2 separate regions of the Homo sapiens genome follow, and region 1 is linked to region 2. Evidence: read pairs that join two places in POLR2A ChIA-PET (ENCODE). Cell type or tissue: HCT116. All regions are shown on one strand. Links, peaks and the distances in the headings refer to the core of each region. The heading gives the core; the rest is flanking DNA.

Region 1 (2,907 bases), core at 265-2,764, 120 kb after region 2:
TGGTGAGCCGAGATTGCATCATTGCACTCCAGCCTGGGCAACAAGAGCAAAACTCTGTCTCAAAAAAAAAAAAAAAATCTCTTATTCTCTCTCCCCTCCTGCTGGTTCTGTTTCTCTGGAGAACCCTGACTAATTCACCCCCAGCTCCTCCTGATGAACGGAGGCAGGCCCTGGACAGCAGTGGGCCAGGATTTGAGGCTCTTGGTCTAACAGTCTGCAAGGAACAGAATCCTTCTGACCACGTGTGAGTGAGTCTAGAAGTGGACTCTGCCCCAGAGACACCTTGGTTGCCACCTTTCAGAGCCCTGAGACAGAGGATGCCAAAGTTAAGCCACATCTGGATTCCTGACCCACAGAAACTGTGAGATAAGAAAAGTGAATATAAGCTGGGCACGGTGGCTCATGCCGGTAATTCCAGCACTCTGGGAGGCCAAGGCAGGCAGATGACTTGAGCCAAGGAGTTTGAGACCAGCCTGGGCAACATAGCGAGACCCTGTCTTGCCCTTTTCTAAGAGGCCCACCTCTACCCCTACTCCACACATGCCCCAGCATTTACCCCACTTTCTTTCTTCCTCATGCTCACCATCCTCTAGCATGCCATACAATTCACTTATTTATTTATTTATTTATTTATTTTTGAGACAGAGTCTCACTCCATCACCCAGGCTGGAGTGCAGTGGCATAATCTCGGCTCACTGCAACCTCCGCCTCCCGAGTTCAAGCAATTCTCGTGCCTCAGCCTCCTAAGTAGCTGAAATTACAAGCGTGCTCCCTCATGCCCGGCTAATTTTTGTATTTTTAATAGAGATAGGGTTTCACTGTGTTGGCTGGGCTGGTCTCAAACTCTTGGCTTCAGGTGATCTGCCCGCCTCGGCCTCCCAAAGTGTTGGGATTACAGGTGTGAGCCACCAAGCCCAGCCCTATTTATTTATTTTTGAGACAGGGTCTTACTCTTGTCACCCAGGCTGGAGGGCAGTGACTCAATCTCTGCTCACTGCAGCCTCTACCTTCTGGGCTCAAGTGATCCTCCCACCTGAGCCTCCCAAGTAGCTGGGACTGCAGGCATGAGTCACCACGCCTAGCTAATTTTTGTATATTTTGTAGAGATGGGCTTTCACTATGTTGTCCAGGCTGGTCTCGAACTCCTGGCCTCAAGCAATCCTTCTGCCTCGGCCTCTCTAAATGCTGGGATAGCAGGTGTGAACCACTGCGCCCTACCTAATTCACTTATTTATAATGTGTACTCGCTTCCCCTCTGTCCCCCCAGTGCCTGCCACAAAGTAGAAGCCACGCAAATATGTGTTGATTTCACTGTTCCATTCACTCATTTAACAGGCAGCTGCCAGCCACGGCCCCAGAGCTCTGCTTGCCTCCCGGATTTCTGTTGGGGTCACAAGGTTCCAACTCCAGGGTCCTGAATTCTGATCTTAGATACCAGGTTTGGCCTTCAAGTTCTGGAATCTATGTTCCAGAATTCGGCTTCCCAAGACCCACAGCCCAGAATCCAGGCTCCAGAATTCAGGCTCCCCGAGATCCAGGCTTCAGAATCCGAGCTCCCTCAGACCCAAGCTCCGAATCCGGGCTCCCTGAGATCCAGGTTCCGGAATCCGGGCTCCTGGAGATCCAGGCTCCGGAATCCGAGCTCCCTCAGATCCAGGTTCCGGAATCCGGGCTCCCCGAGATCCAGGCTCCGGAATCCGAGCTCCCTCAGAACCAGGCTCTGGAATCCGGGCTCCTCCAGATCCAGGTTCCGGAATCCGGGCTCCAGGCTCGCATTCCGGGCTGGGAGCCAGCCACAGCCGTTAGGCTGAGATTTTTAAAATCTGGCGCCAAAATCCACTCCCCGGGTGGGAGTGGCGGTGCCGGGTGGAGGTCAGTGGAATGGACGGGTCGGGACTGGGGCCCTCACGGGCTGCATAGTCCCAGGGTCCGGGATTTCTCTCCCGCGGCCCCGTACCCTCTCCCCAAAAGCAGACAGCAGTTGGTCACTAACTTTCTTTTCTTTTCTTTTCTTTTTTTTTTTTTCAGACGAAGGTTCGCTTTTGTAGCCCGGGCTGGAGTGCAATGGCGCGATCTTGGCTCACTGCAACCTCCGCCTCCTGGGTTCAAGCGATTCTCCTGCCTCAGCCTTCCGAGTAGCTGGGGTCACAGGCGCCTGCCACCACGCCCGGCTAATTTTTTTTTTTTTTTTTTTAAGTGGAGACGGGGTTTCGCCATGGTGGTCATTCTGGTCTCGCACTCCTGACCTCAGGTGATCCGCCCGCCTCGGACTCCCAAAGTTGGGATTACAGGCGTGAGCCACCGCGCCCAGCCAATTGGTCACTAATTTCTAGCTCCCGGGGGAAAGAGGGTCCCGCGTTCGAATCCCGCCTCCGCTACGCCCCTGGTGCGGATTCCCCGACCGGTCCCTAACCTTCCTGTGCCTCAGTTTTCCATAATGGAAATGGGCCCGGAGCCCCCTGGCGCGTGTGGTGCCTTGGGAGGCCCCTCGGAATGGACGGGGCAGCTTTGCGGGATGCCCCAGACCTCGGGCTCTGGGCGCAGCTGCCAGCAGCAGCCTGGGCGTGGGTGCCCCCGGGGGGACCACGGTCTCAGCTGTCACCGCCCCTCCCGTTCGGCGCCAAAATTTGAAAATTGCCCAGCGCCTCCCAAACTGCGCGCTGGGAGGGGGAAAGCCCCGGGCCCCACCCACGGGAAGCGCGGGGCTTTCTGGGACTTGGAGTCCAGTCCCTGGGGGTCCCGCGGGGATGGCTCTGGGCACCCGAAGCCCCTCCCCAGCGCCGAGACAGGAGGGCTGGGGTAGATTCGAGACCCCGGTTTGCAGAGCGCAAGACTGAGGCCCAGGGCCGCGCAGTCAGGCAGGAAACGGCGCTCCTGGCGGATGGAACAGCACGGGCAAAGGCTGGG
Region 2 (2,907 bases), core at 192-2,691:
TTCCTTACTTCCCTCCCTCCCTCTATCCCTCCCTCCCTCCTTCCTTCCTTCTTTCCTTCCTTCCCTCCCTCCCTCCCTCCTTCCTTCCTTCCTTCCTCCTTCCTTCCCTCTCTCTCTCTTTTTAAGGCAGGGTCTGCCCTGTCGCCCAGGCTGGAGTGCAGTGTTGCAATCATGCCTCACTGCAGCCTTGACCTCTTGGGCTCAAGTGATCCTCCCTCCTCAGCCTCCCAAGTAGCTGGGACACATCACCATGCCTGGCTAATTTTTTTATTTTTTGAGACAAGGTCTTGCCTGTCACCTAGGCTGGAGTACAGTGATGCAATCACAGCTCACTGCAGCCTCAAACTTCTGGGCTCTAGCAATCCTCCCACCTCAGTCTCCCAAGTAGCTGGAACTACAGTCACGTGCCATCGCTTTTTTTTTTTTTTTTTAATTCTTTGCGGAGATAGGGTCTCCCTATGTTGCCCTGGCTGGTCTTGAGCTCCTGACCTTAAACCATCCTCCCACCTCAGCCTCCCGAAGTGGTAGGATTATAGGCATGAACCACTGGCACCCAGCCAAGCTGGCTCTGTGTCCTTCTGATACGTTGCCATAATTCTTTGAGTTTCCTTACTTTCTGGCCCAAAAAGATGCTCCAGAAATATAATATTTTTTTCTGCCTCAGTCCTGGAGCCAACCTCTTCTCCAACCCATCCTGGTGACTTTTAGTTCTTCCAAACATGTACTGTTAAAAAATATGCACCACACCCACACATGTATGGACTTTTCTGAATAATCATAGAATCACACTATTGATACTGTTCTTTAATCTGTTTTTTTTAATTTAGCAATATATTATGGGAATCTTTCCACATTATCAAATATGGATTTGCGACATCCTTTTTAGTGAATGTTAAGTGTTTTATCTTTTGGTTGTACCACAGATTACTGAACTAATCTCCTAAATTAAATAGGAGTGCAGTGCCACCATCAGGGCTCACTGTAGCCTGGGACTCTTGGGCTCAAGGGAGGCATCTAAGTTGTTTATTATTTCTTTACTTTTATCCATAATAATTCTTCAGGTAAAGTGCTTGCATATGCACCTCTGCACAATCCTATTTATGGGCCTGCTGAGCGGAATGGGAAACTCATCAGGAAGTGTGAAAGTCACTCTAGAAGGTGGGAATGCCAGCAGCCACCAGCCCCCAGCACCTGCACCAACAAGGGGTCTTGCCACACAGCTTGGGCTGGGGCGGGCAAAGCTGGAGGGTGGGGCAGTCGAAGGTGAGAGCTCTTGGTCCTCCCCAACCTCACCCCATGAAGACGGCTGCAAGACTGTGCTGAGCCAGCCCGGGTTCCACAGTCTACAAAGGGGGTGAGAGGTCCATTTTTAATCATCAAAATAGTACAACTTTATGTTTACAAAAGTAACACTGGCTTGTTGCTAAAAAATTTTTTCAGAAAACACACAAAGGTTTAAAGAAAAATATCCTTAGGACAGTTTTCCAGAGGGAGATTTGCTTTCAAGAACAGTTATTCCAATGTCCTCCACCCACTGTCTGCTAGTCCATGATTTATCACAACTTGACCATCCCTGGATATTATCTATTTAAAAAAAAAATACTTGCCAGTTAGACCAGGTGTAGTGGCTCATGCCTGTAATCTCATTACTTTGGGAGGCTGAGGCAGGAGGATTGCTTAAGCCCAAGAGTTTGAGACCAACCTGGGCAACATAGCAAGACCCCATCTCTACAAAAATATTTAACAATTTGGCTGGGCACAGTGGCTCACGCCTATAATCCCAGCACTTTGGGAGGCTGAGGTGGGCAGATCACCTGAGGTCAAGAGATCGAGACCATCCTGGCCAACATGGTGAAACCCCATCTCTACTAAAAATACAAAAAATAGCTGGGCATGGTGGCTTGCACCTGCAGTCCTAGCTACTCGGGAAGCTGAGGCAGGAGAATCGCTTGAACGTGGTAGGTGGAGGTTGCAGTGAGCCAAGATCAAGTTACTGCACTCCAGCCTGGGTGACAGAGCGAGACTCTGTCTCAAAAAAAAAAAAAAAAAAAAAAAAAAAAAATTAACAATTAGCCAGCCATGGTGGCATGCACCTGTAGTCCCAGCTACTTGGAAGGTGGAGCTAGGTGGATCTCTTGAGCCCAGGAAGTCCAAGCTGCAGTGAGGCACAATTGTACCACTACACTCCAGCCTGGGCAACAGAGCAAGACCCTGTCTCAAAAAAAAAAATTGTCATTTAAAGGCTAAAAGTAACAGCTCATTGTATGATCTATAATCTTTTTTATTACTGGAGAGCTTGAAAGTTTTCATAATGAACATTTATAATGCTTTTTGTGGATTATGTTCACTTTTAACAATTTTATTTTTTACATTTTGAGATAATATGTGAATTATAGAAGAGGTGCAAAAATAGTACAGAGTGTTCCCTTACACCTTTCATCCAGCTTCCCATTGGCTGATATCTTCCATAACTACAGAACATTTATCACCACTAAAAAAATCAACCTTGCTGCAATATTAAGTATAGGGCTGATTCAAATTTCATCCTTTTTTCCATTTCCACGTGCTTTTGTGTTCCATGATCTGATCCAGGATCCCACATTTATTAAGCTGGTTTGTTCACTTTTATTGATTTTTTGGAGATCTTTATATATTAAGGACCTCAACTTTTTGTCTCTCGTCCCTTTGGCAAAGTATTTCCATTTTGCTTTTTCACTTTGGTGATGACTTCAAGAGATGGGTGGTAGGTGACATAGGATGATGCTGGCACCCTGGCTTAAAGTGAGGGTTATAGGGCACAGGCTGCATGCCAAACCCTCCACAAAATGTTCTCACCTCCCTGTCCCCTCCCAGACATTCTCTGTTTCTCTAACACAAATTGAGCAACTGGCCACTTGTCACCTTGTG

Evidence for each region. ChIA-PET counts read pairs that join two places held together with the same protein. Peaks named below come from ENCODE experiments on the same cell type or tissue, not always from the same donor. Only the 100,000 strongest peaks of a DNase experiment are listed, where the experiment ranks them.
Region 1: POLR2A ChIA-PET joins it to region 2 with 5 read pairs; 33 of 35 experiments call an interaction of 5 or more read pairs at or near these places.

Annotation. Positions count from the first base shown.
Region 1 is chr19:2,461,988-2,464,894 of GRCh38, reverse strand. It overlaps LINC01775 (long intergenic non-protein coding RNA 1775), which reads left to right and starts at 2,710. Exons shown (of 2, transcript NR_134931.1): 1 at 2,710-2,907. RefSeq lists a silencer at 2,454-2,523. In HCT116, for the core only: no CTCF peak of the experiment used is centred there; DNase peaks (open chromatin) are centred at 1,674 and 2,684; H3K4me3 peaks cover 1,399 bases; H3K27ac peaks cover 1,804 bases.
Region 2 is chr19:2,581,812-2,584,718 of GRCh38, reverse strand. All of the region lies in intron 2 of GNG7 (G protein subunit gamma 7), which reads left to right. Among named protein-coding and RNA genes, the nearest start is that of MIR7850, 47 kb to the left of the region's middle. In HCT116, for the core only: no CTCF peak of the experiment used is centred there; no DNase peak of the experiment used is centred there.